Linked DNA regions of Homo sapiens: region 1 is linked to region 2. Evidence: chromatin contacts called from ENCODE Hi-C or POLR2A ChIA-PET data. All regions are on one chromosome and are shown on one strand. Each heading gives the region's core, a stretch centred on a gene start or an enhancer-like site at or near the end of the contact. The rest is flanking DNA. Distances are from core to core; before and after follow the strand shown. Region 1 holds the start of SLC9A1 (solute carrier family 9 member A1). Region 2 has its middle 15 kb from the start of ELOA.

Region 1 (5,788 bases), core at 1,249-3,748, 3.4 Mb before region 2:
AAAAAGGTGCACACATCTTGAGTCTTCAGTGAGTTATCACGAAACAACTACGTCGCTGTAACCTTTGTAGCTATCACCCAGTAAAGAAATAGAACATTACCAGCATTCTAGAAGCCCTCATTATGTCCACTTTATGCCCCCTCCCAATTCCTACCACCTCCTTCCTCCCTCTGGCTTATCTCTGTGTTGCCAGAGCCCAGCACAAAGCCCTGTCAAGAGGCCCAGTAAACATTTGTTAAACTAAATTGAATCTCAAGTACTTGTGATGTGACCTTGAGCTAGACACTTTGACTGTTTTGGCCTTAATGTACTCTTCTGCAAAACAGGGACAGCATTTCAGTGATTTCTATACCTCCCAACCCTAGTTGTATATCAGAGCCTTTGAAAAAAATACTTTGGCACTACCCTGAAGTAATTGAATCTAAATCTCTGACGGTGGGTCCCCGAAAATGATATTTTACAAAAGATGATGATGATGATGATTACTATGATTGACAGGGTCTCCCTTTGTTGCCCAGGCTAGAGTGCTGTGGTGGATCATAGTTCACTGTAGTCTCAAACTCCTAGGTTCAAATGATACTCCTGCCTCAGCCTCCCAAGCAGCTAGGACTACCAAGCACAGCTAATTTTATCAGACAATGGTATTTATTTTTATTTATTTATTTTTTTTTGAGACAGAGTCTCGCTCTGTTGCCCAGGCTGGAGTACAGTGGTGCAATCTTGACTTACTGCAACCTCCGCCTCCTGGGTTCAAGTGATTCTCTTGCCTCAGCCTCCTGACTAGCTGGGATTACAGGCATGTGCCACCACGCCCGGCTAATTTTTTTTTTTTTTTTTTTTTTTTGAGACGGAGTCTCGTTCTGTCGCCCAGGCGGGAGTGCTGTGGCGCGATCTCCGCTCACTGCAAGCTCCGCCTTCCGGGTTCACGCCATTCTCCTGCCTCAGCCTCCCGAGTAGCTGGGACTACAGGCGCCCGCCACTGCGCCCGGCTAATTTTTTGTATTTTTAGTAGAGACCGGGTTTCACCGTGGTCTCGATCTCCTGACCTCGTGATCCGCCCGCCTCGGCCTCCCAAAGTGCTGGGATTACAGGCGTCAGCCACTACGCCCGGCCTAGACAATGGTATTTTAAAAAAGCTTTCCAGTGATTCCATTGTACAGCCATGATCCCTTGAACCTCACCAATTTCAACCAAACTATAGGTTCAAATTTAAGTTCCACTACTTAAAGCATGCCACTGTTGTGGGTTGAATTGTGTCCCGGCAAAAGAAGTTGAAGTCCTAATGCCCAGTGCCTATGAAGATGGACTAATTAGGATGCAGTCTTTGAAGATGTTCAGGTTAAGATGAGGTAATTACGTTGGATTTCTAATCCAATGACTGGTGTCCTTATAAAAAGGGGAAATCTGGCTGGGGGTTGTGGCTTACCCCTGTAATCCCAGCACTTTGGGAGGCCGAGGCGGGTGGATCACCTGAGGTCAGGAGTTCGAGACCAGCCTGACCAACATGGTGAAACCCCATCTCTACTAAAAATACAAAAATTAGCTGGACGTGGTGGTGGGTGCCAGTAATCCCAGCTACTCTGGAGGCTGAGGCAGGAGAATCGCTTGAATCCAGGAGGCAGAGGTTGCATTGAGCTGAGATGGCGCCACCGCACTCCAGCCTGGGCAACAAGAGCCAGACTCTATCTCAAAAAAAATAAAAATAAAAATAAAGTGTGGGCGGGGAATCTGGACGCAGAGACAGAGACACCAGGAGAACTCCATGGAATACCAGATAGTCCTAACAAACCACTGGAAGGTAGGAGAAAGGCATGGGACAGATTCTCCCTCATAGCTCTCAGCTGAAACCAACCCTGCCAACACCTAGATCCGACCTCCAGCCTCCAGAACTGTGAGACAATCAATTTCTGTTGTTGCAGCCACCCAGTTTGGGGTGATACTTTGTTACGGCAGCCCTAGTAAGCAATACAACTACTTGCATAGTAGCCAGGGGACTCTCTTCACCTGTTTCCTCATCTGTAAAAGTGGAATTGTAATAATGTGCCAGGGTGCATTCCAAATAGTTTACACGGATTGTCTCAGTCATTACATCATCCCTCTGACATAGTCACTATTACTGTCTCTACTTAACAGATGAGAAAGTTGTGAAACAGGTTAAGTAACTTGCTCAAGGTCACACGGTAACTAAATACATAAACTAATAATACATTCTTCACAGGATTATTCGAAAGCCCTTATGAGACTGCAGATGTGGACGTGAAATCGTTTTGTAAGTAGTCGGCATTTTACTCGCGTTAGTGAGGTTCTCTGTATATTCAGGACTTTTTTTTTTTTTTTTTTTTGTCATCTCTGACTCTCCTTCCTCTTCCTACGCGATACTTCTTTCCCTCGGCGACAGGGGCCGCTGCGCTGGGCGGGTGCCGACGGTCTCTCTAGCCCGCCGCACCGGCTGCTCGCTGGTGCCTATAAGTGACAGCGCCGGGCTCAGCTAGGCTTCAGTCTGCTGCCGCCGGGGCCGGGGCTAGGGTTAGTTCTGGAGCTGGACCAGGAGGAGCTGCAGCTGGGCCGGGGCGGAGCGCCGCGTCGCGCCAGGGCCGCGAGGAGGGGCGTGTTGCTGCTGGCCCACCGCGAGCCGCCCCCAGCCCGCGCCGAGGCGCCTTCCCGCCAGGCCGCCTGCCTTCCGCCTCTTTCCATTTCCCCGGAATCTCAGCCCGGCGCGCCTGGACCCCTGCCCCTCTCTGGGTGGAGAAGCTCCCGGCCGCTTCCCGGTTTCACTCCTTCTCAGCCTGGGCTCCCAGCCCCCTCTCTCCTTTTCCTGGACTGGCTCTCACCCCCTTCGGTCCCCTTCCTTTAGCTCAGGCTCCCTACCCCTTCCTTTAGCCCACAGCCCAGAGTCCCAGCTCCTCAGTCACTTTCCTCAGCCAAAGGTCCCAGCCTTCCTTCTTCCTTTCCTTTGCACTATCCCTATCCTGCCCCTTCCTCTATCCCTAGGGCTCAGTTTCCCACATCCGTCCTCCCCCTTCCCAGGCCCGGAGTTCCAGACCTTTTGGTCTCCTTTCGTGGTCGTTCCTGGGTCCTTGCCCCCTTTCCCCACTTTGGAGTTCCAGATTGCAAACCCAGCCTCCCTCCACCCCCAGAAAATTGCTTCCATGGAAATGCCTCTCTAAAACATGAACTTTTCCTAGAGACTACGCCAGTCTCTCTTCCCACTTGCTGACCCTTTGCTACCTATGTGCCCGGTTTTACTCTCATTTGGGTAAGGTCGAGGCTGGCTCTGGAAGCAGCACCATGGTTCTGCGGTCTGGCATCTGTGGCCTCTCTCCACATCGGATCTTCCCTTCCTTACTCGTGGTGGTTGCTTTGGTGGGGCTGCTGCCTGTTCTCAGGAGCCATGGCCTCCAGCTCAGCCCAACTGCCAGCACCATTCGAAGCTCAGAGCCACCACGAGAACGCTCGATTGGGGATGTCACCACCGCTCCACCGGAGGTCACCCCAGAGAGCCGCCCTGTTAATCATTCCGTCACTGATCATGGCATGAAGCCGCGCAAGGCCTTTCCAGTCCTGGGCATCGACTACACACACGTGCGCACCCCCTTCGAGATCTCCCTCTGGATCCTTCTGGCCTGCCTCATGAAGATAGGTAAGTCCCGTTTGCTCCGATGCTGCGGCCGCCACCAGACTGGTGAGCTTCTTGCCTCATCTCGCACCATTTGAGGCTGTCCAGGAGTAAGGATCTGAACTACCCCCATAAAGTAGGCAGTCTCCATCCTGCCACCTTGGTCCTTCTCAGGCTCCAGTTCTGTGGCTTCTGATCTGTGATCTGAGGCTTCCCAAGATTGGAGCCAGCACTGTGCACAGAAGAGAGCAGGATTAGAGAATGGGATGCCTCTGATCCTAGGTCCCTTCAGTAAGGCTTCCACGACTGGCAAGTCTCCTCTGGCTGGGCCAGACCCCCAGGGGAGCCAGGCACCCCGCTGTGTGTGAGACAGAAAGGAGTGTCTTCTGGCGAGTGGCACATTCTGCTCTGTCAACAGCAACCAGTGCAATTTATGACAGGCTTCACTGGAGCGTGTTCCAGGATGGAGTATATTTCTACTTGGCCTGCTTGAGGAGTTTAAGCATAGTGGAGACCTGGGCACAGGAAACTTACAAGTGTGGTGGAACACAGGGGATCCCCATATTCCCACCTTTCCTTCATCTCCAGAATGTTATCTGTCAGCTTTGCTTGTCCAGGCTAGTTAGGAGCCCCTGAGTCAATTTCCGGCCCAGGAATGCCATACTTTATAGAATCTGTGGGACAAGGGGCCCTGGAAATTTCTGAAGTCTGTTTTGGAAGTGGAGGGAGAGTAGAGGAGGTTGAGGCTTGGTCTGACCCCAGCTCACCCCCAGGTCGCTGCCTGGCTGTGTCTCAGGGTGCTGTCTGGCCTGCTGCTCAATCAAGTAGATGAGGTAGATGGGGGAGCCTAGGGATGTTCAGGCCTGAAGAGACTTTGAAACCTTCTTTTGGGGAGAAGGAAACAGACAACTTATTTGCTCTCAGAGTATTGGTCTCCCTGCTAGGCCTGAGCACTCTGTTCTGCTGAGTGATTGGGGGAGCTTACTGGAGCCTACATTGCCCAGAAGTCCCTGAAAGTGGTGTTCAGGGGGACTTTGACAACTGCCTTTGCATTTTCAGCTTGCCCCCAGCTGGCTGTGGAAGGCATGAGGTCCTGGGACTCTGCTGTCCCCTCTGCCTGAGATTTGGGTTTGGGAATTTGGCAGGAAACCTTCCAGCTCTCCCAAGGACATGCAGGAGCTGAGCGGTGCTGCCGGGCTGGTGTGAGGCAGGCTCTGGGACATGCAGCGGGAGGGAAGTGGTGCCTCTAATTTGACAGATCCAGGAGCTGGGTTCCTGGTGCAGGGCTCTTGTGCCAAGCTGGTCACAGTAGCAGAGCCTTACATGGAACTAAGCCATCAGCACCTATACCTTGATGGCAGTTAGCTTCCTGGAGAGAAATCAAGGACTGGACAAGGGGAACCATGTGTACTGATTCTGACATAAATGCATGACCTTGAATAGCTGAGGCCTTTTTCTGCAGGTCTCCCTCACCTGTGAAATGGTTAAGACTCTCAATTTGACCACACCAATTGAGTCATGAAATGTCGTCTGATTTGCTGTAAGAAGCTGAAGTGACAGTGATGTCATTTGACTGTGTGAGACCAGGAGGAGACCTCACAAGTGCAATCTATAAATTGCCTCCTGTCCCCGATCCCCTCACCTGCCCACCACACCTGGCATTACATTAGGGCATTCAGGGCTGGCAGACACACTTTGAGTGTCAGTGGCTGCTGGTGGGATGACAGCATGACTGCAGAGACCCCACTCTAGGCAGTCAGAAGTTTGTCCCTGCAGGCCTGGTATCTCTAGTGCTAATGAGGTCAGCTTGGCCTGGCCTGCTTTGTCACCACCCAAGTGCTGTGCCCGGGACCCTGGGCAGCTGGAGAGCAGAGATGGTGTCATGGCAACAATATCAGTCTAGAAGTCAGGAAAACCTGGCTTCTCTTCCTACCTCCCTCTGTCCTTGGACCAGTCACGCCTCCCTACCCATCAGTTGATCTTTGTGGTCCCTTCCAGGTGTGATATTTCTGTCATTCCACTGACTCTGGAAACTCTGGCAAGTCACTCAGCCTTGGACCTCAGTTTTCCCATTGTAAAATGATGAGGCTGGATGTGGTCTCCTTTCCAAAAGTCTGTTTCTGCCTTGGAAAGGCATTTTTCTGCCTCTGAAAACAGGAGTTCTAGCATCTG
Region 2 (5,876 bases), core at 2,835-5,334:
TCAGCGTCCCGAGTCGCTGGGATTAAAGGCACCTGCCACCACGTCCACCTAATTTTTGTTATTTTTAGTATAAATGGGGTTTCGCCATGTTGGCCAGGCTCGTCTCGAACTCCTGACCGCAGGTGATCCACCTGCCTTGGCCTCCCAAAGTGCTAGGATTACAGGCGTGAGCCACCGCATCCAGCTGACATGCTTCTTCTTGAGACGGAGTCTCACTGTGTCACCCAGGCTGGAGTGCAGTGACTCGATCTCTGCTCACTGCAACCTCTACCTCCCAGGTTCAAGCGATTCTCCTGCCTTGGCTTCTCGAGTAGCTGGGACTACAGGCATGCGCCACCACACCCAGCTAATTTTTGTATTTTTCATAGAGACAGAGTTTCACCATGTTGGCCAGGATGGTCTCGATCTCCTGACCTTGTGATCCACCCGCCTCAGCCTCCCAAAGTGCTGAGATTATATGCGTGCCTTACCACGCCCAGCCAACATGCTTCTTTAATAATTTCTTAGACTTCTATTGTTTGTGGAAGGGGAAATTTATAGGCAGAGGTTGGTGGGCAACAGAATCTAGCAAGAGATTTGTTTTTATTGAATTTCTTTTTACAATTACCTTCTTTATATGGCAGGTGATAATACTTTTTAAATTTTTGACCTAAACTTTCCTTTTAAAATAAATTTAAGTTAGAAAAGTGAGTCTTGGCTGGGCGCAGTGGCTCATGCCTGTAATCCCAGCACTTTGGGAGGCCAAGGCAGGTGGATCGTGAAGTCAGAAGTGTGAGACCAGCCTGGCCAACATGGTGAAACCCCATCTCTACTAAAAATACAAAAATTAGCTGGGTGTGGTGGCATATGCCTGTAATCCGAGCTACTCAGGAGGCTGAGGCAGGAGAATTTCTTGAACCCAGGAGGTGGAGGTTACAGTGAGCTGAGATTGTACCACGGCACTCCAACCTGGGGGACAGAGCAAGACTCTGTCTCAGAAAAAAAAAAAAAAGAAGAAGAAGAAGAAGAAAAGGAAGTGAGTCTCTCTGAATAAAAATTAAGTGGATCATAGTAGGTTGGTAGGAACTCAGAGAAGGTAAAAATCATGAAGGTGGATAAAAAATGACAGAAGTTAGCTGGGCATGATGGTGGCACCTGAAGGCTCAGCTACTCAGGAGGCTGAAGCAGGAGGATCCCTTGGGCCCAGGAGTTCGAGGCTGCAGTGAGCCTTGATTGCACCACTGCACTCCACCCTGGGAGAAAGAGTGAGACCCTGTCTCTAATAATAATAATAATAATAATAATAATAATAATAATAATAATAATAACAGAAGTTTGGGAAACAATATAAAGTCCAAAACTCTTAGGGTGACATATTAGCTTGAAACCACATGAAATTGATGATATCTATTTTGATATACAAAAAATGGCAGTTTCATGGCCGGGCATGATGGCTCACGCCTGTAATCCCAGCACTTTGGGAGGCTAAGGCAGGCGGATCACCTGAGGACAGGAGTTCGAGACCAGCCTGGCCAACATGGTGAAACCCTGTCTCTACTAAAAATACAAAATTAGCCAGGTGTGGTGGGTGCCTGTAATCCCAGCTACTTGGGAGGCTGAGGCAGGAGAATCGCTTGAACCTGGGAGGTGGAGGTTGCAGTGAGCTGAGATCATGCCACTGCACTTCAGCCTGGGCAACAAGAGTGAAAACTCCGTCTCGGGGAAAAAAAAAAATGGCAGTTTTAGGTCCAGCGCGGTGGCTCACACCTGTAATCCCAGCACTTTGGGAGGCTGAGGCGGGTGGGTCATCTGAGGTCAGGAGTTCATGACCAGCTTGGCCAACATGGTGAAACTCCGTCTCCATAAAAATAAAAATACAAAAATTAGCTAGGCATGATGGTGCATGCCTGTAGTCCCAGCTAGATGGGAGGCTGAGGCAGGAAAATCACTTGAACTTGGGAGGCGGAGGTTGCAGTGAGCTGAGATCATGCCACTGCACTCCAGCCTGGGTGACAGAGTGAGACTTGATCTCAAAAAAAAAAAAGCAGTTTCATATGGGTCAATATAATAGAAAGTCCTACATTTTCAGGCCCCTATGTTCCAGCAAAACCAACTGCTTGTCATTGTTGTGCACCTGCAACATTATTTGTTGCCTCTGTGCCTTTGCCCAAGCCAGTTCCTTATCTGGATACCCACACACTCTTAGGATTCAGGTGTCCCCACCTTCTGGAACCTTCCCTGTCATCTGTCCCCCAAGGCAGGTGAAGTGCTCCTCCTCAGTGCTTCCCTAATGCAGTCAGCATGGCTGTCTAAATGTTTAGGTTTGTCTACCCCACTAGCCTATGAACTCCTCTAGGGCAAGGACGATTTTTTGGTAGCTAACCAAATATGTGAGTTAATGAATATCTACAAAGAAGGGAGGCCTAACTCTGCCGGGAGAGCCACAGAAGGTTTCAGAAAGGGACCATCTGACCTAGATCTTGAAGGAGGAGGAGGAAGGAATTTGCCAGATGATAAGTGAGTGGAAGGATACTCCAGTTGAGGTGACAGCAGGTGTAAAGGGGCTGGAGTTCCAATGGAGCCTGCAGTGTTAGAGGAAATGTAAGCACGGCTTGAGAAGGGTGCATGAAGGAGAGCCAAGAGAAAAAGGCCATCTTCATAGGGGATACCCTCCCTCCTGAATCTTGGTCAAGACACCCTGAAACTGATAAACACATCCACAAATACTCCCCAGTGGGTACTGATTAAAGGGCCTGTGGGACTAGAGTGTTCTTCTACCTTGAAGACAAAAACAAAAAAACAAAAAAAAAACAAATCATCTGAGCACAGATGTAAAACCAGCCACATGGAACCACTATGTTCAAACTAGCATGACCTTCTGCAGCCCTCAAGGAACTACTCTCTAGAGAAGTCACTGTAGGCCGGGCGCGGTGACTCACGCCTGTCATCCCAGCACTTTGGGAGGCTGAGGTGGGTGGATCACCTGAGGTCAGAAGTTCGAGGCCAGCCTGGCCAACATGGTGAAACCCCGTCTCTACTAAAAATACAAAAATTAGCTGGGCGTGGTAACAGGCACCTCTAATTCCAGCTACTCGGGAAGCTGAGGCAGGATAATTACTTGAACCTGGGAGGCGGAGATTGCAGTGAGCTGAGATTGCCCCACTGCACTCTAGCCTAGGCAACAGAGCAAGACTCCATCTCAAAAAAAAAAAAAAGAAAGAAAGAAAGAAAGAAAAGAAAAAAGAATCATTGTTCCCTTAAGGCCAGCAGATTCCCCTTTCACTTCCTGGTTTGAATGGGGCAGGACACAGGCAAACCTCTAGAAAGTGTGTTTCCTCACCAAAGTGGGGAGTTGTGATTGTTGAATACGCTGATAACTAAATCAATAATACTTGTGCCAAGAACTAGAGAATAAAGAAGAAATACGCTCTTGAAATAGGAATAAAGATTCATTCAAATATTTATTGAACCCCCCCTCTGTGGCGGTACTGGGCTTGATGCTTGGCCTCCTGAGATGTGCAGACAGCCCCAAACCTAAACAAGAGTCCAGGCTAGTGGATGTGATGTTATTCAAAAGAAATATTTCACTAGGGAAGCCCTAAATCTCTCCATACCTAAAGGATGATCTGAAGACTTAAAACAAAAATTCTACTGAGGGAGAAGAAAGTTCTATAGATGTATTTTTTTTAAATGTTCAATCTCAGCAGTAATCAGGGAAATGCAAATTGCATTTTAATTTGAATTGAAACACCATTTCAAGCCCACTAAACTGATTTAGTACCTGATAGGATGACTGAGCCAGCACGCCTGAGGTGGCAGAACAGTAAACATGACCAGGTACTGAGGAGCTACAGGTACAGCAGGCGCTTAGTAAATATTTTGCTAAGTCAAGCACAGAAAGCCTAGAACATAGATAGCAAACTGGCAGCTTGTGGGCTAAATACAGCCTACCGACATGTTTTGTTTGCTCTCCCAATGTTTACAAAAATGAAATAATTGCCAAGAGTTTAAAATGAGGAGATTTCACAACTTCTCTTGAGAAACAGTAAGATCCAGCAGCTCCTGGCCCAGTCTCCATGGGGCAACACGTGGCTGCAGCTGAGAGCAACAGAGAGAGCCCTACGTCTTTCACCACATCCCCACTACAGCCCCGGCCTCCCACGCTGGGGCTGCTGCACCATCTTCCGTTCTGTCTAGCCCTAGAAGCACAGAAGTACGCTCCTCCTTGGCTAGAGATTTAATGGGATCCACTCTCAGGAAGAAAATTCAGAGACTGGTATTACCAACTCTGCAATGGAGCCAGGAACTACGGCCAGGGACAGTTTCTTCAGTGAGATACTGACATCCTATTATCCCAAATCCTTAAAACCCTACAGGGTTGATGCTATCATCAACATTGTTCATTCACAATTGGAAACTGAGGCATAAAGAAGTTAAGAAATTTGCCCAATGGGTGGCAAAACAGGAATGGAAACTCAAGAATTTCTGACTTAGCTAATATTAATTAAGCATATTAATATGCTAAGCACTTAAATGTATCACGTGAGCTAAATAATTTGATTCTCACTTCAACCCTGTGGGATAGAAACAATTACTAAGCCCATTTTACTTGTGAGGAAACTATGGCACAGAAGGTTCATGACTAGTCAAAGGCCACACAGCTAATTGGAGGCAGAACTGAGATTTGAATCCAGCAGTCTTACAACACAGCTTGAATCTCGCAAGGCAGGTGGCTGCCTGCCTCTAGTAGCTTCTGCAGAGTGAGTCCCCACTTCACCAACCCCACCAATTCCCTCTTCATGTTCACCACTGTTACCAGTTCAGTGCCTTTTTTTCAAGACAGAAGCACTGTCTATGGTGGCTTTTAATACCCCAATGGGATGCCACATACCATCCTGCAACATGCTTACCCTTCTCTTTTTTTTTTTTTTTTTTCAGACGGAGTTTCACTCTTGTTGCCCAGGCTGGAGTGCAACGGTGCAATCTCCGATCACCGCAACCTCTGCCTCCTGGGTTCAAGCAATTCTCCTGCTTCAGCATCCCGAGTAGCTGGGATTACAGGCATGCGCCACCACGCCCAGCTAATTTTTTTATTTTTAGTAGAGACGGGGTTTCTCCATATTGGTCAGGCTGGTCTTGAACTCCCGACCTCAGGTGATCCACCCACCTCGGCCTCCCAAAGTGCTGGGATTACAGGTGTGAGCCAGCGCGCCCGGCCCGCTTATCCTTCTCTTAATAATACACTGTGGAGCACCTTCCATATCAGCATGCTATTCCATTTTGTAGACTTACTGTAATTTATTTAACTTATAAATATTTAAGGCAGGGTAAGGTGGATCATTCCTATTATCCCAACACTTTGGGAGGCCAAGACGGGAGGAGCACTTGAGCCCAGGAATTTAAGACCAACCCAGGTAACAAAGCGAGCGAGACCCAGTCTCTACAAAAAAAAAAATTTTAGGCCAGGTGCGGTGGCTCACGCCTCTAATCCCAGCACTTTGGGAGGTGAAGGCAGGCGGATCACCTGAGATCAGGAGTTCAAGACCAGCCAGGCCAACATGGGGAAACCCCATCTCTACTAAAAATACAAAAATTAGCCAGGCGTGATGGCAGGTGCCTGTAATCCCAGCTACTTGGGAGGCTGAGGCGGGAGAATTGCTTGAACCTGGGAGATGGAGGCTGCAGTGAGCCGAGATCGTGCCATTCCAGCCTAGGCGACAGAGCAAGATTCCATCTCAAAATAAATAAGTAAATAAATAAATAAATAAATAAGGCAGGTGTGGTGGCTCACACCTGTAATCCCAGCACTTTGGGAGGCTGAGGCGGGTAGATCATGAGGTCAGGAGATGGAGACCAGCCTAGCCAACATGGTGAAACCCTGTCTGTACTAAAAATAT

The links. A loop is a pair of places that touch in the nucleus more often than their neighbours do. ChIA-PET counts read pairs that join two places held with the same protein, here RNA polymerase II (POLR2A). Pooled maps may share reads with other maps.
Region 1: a pooled map shows a loop between it and region 2 (2.9-fold over the local background). The contact joins the promoter of SLC9A1 here to the enhancer-like site in region 2. A Hi-C loop is called at or near these places in 2 of 50 pooled maps. POLR2A ChIA-PET finds 5 or more read pairs at or near these places in 2 of 52 experiments (WTC11 and activated naive CD4-positive, alpha-beta T cell).

What each region holds. Positions count from the first base shown.
Region 1 is chr1:27,151,835-27,157,622 of GRCh38, reverse strand. SLC9A1 (solute carrier family 9 member A1) reads left to right here and starts at 2,498. Exons shown (of 12, transcript NM_003047.5): 1 at 2,498-3,640. The coding sequence starts at 3,289. LOC102723760 (a long non-coding RNA gene) reads right to left here and starts at 62. Exons shown (of 3, transcript XR_426674.4): 1 at 1-62. RefSeq lists enhancers at 1,104-1,603, 5,210-5,259 and a silencer at 2,549-2,778.
Region 2 is chr1:23,725,684-23,731,559 of GRCh38, reverse strand. No RefSeq gene overlaps it. Among named protein-coding and RNA genes, the nearest start is that of ELOA, 15 kb to the left of the region's middle. RefSeq lists an enhancer at 3,060-3,209. Within about 2 kb of position 4,084, at least 20 of the 41 ENCODE cell types and tissues checked have a DNase peak (open chromatin) inside an H3K27ac peak, as active enhancers do.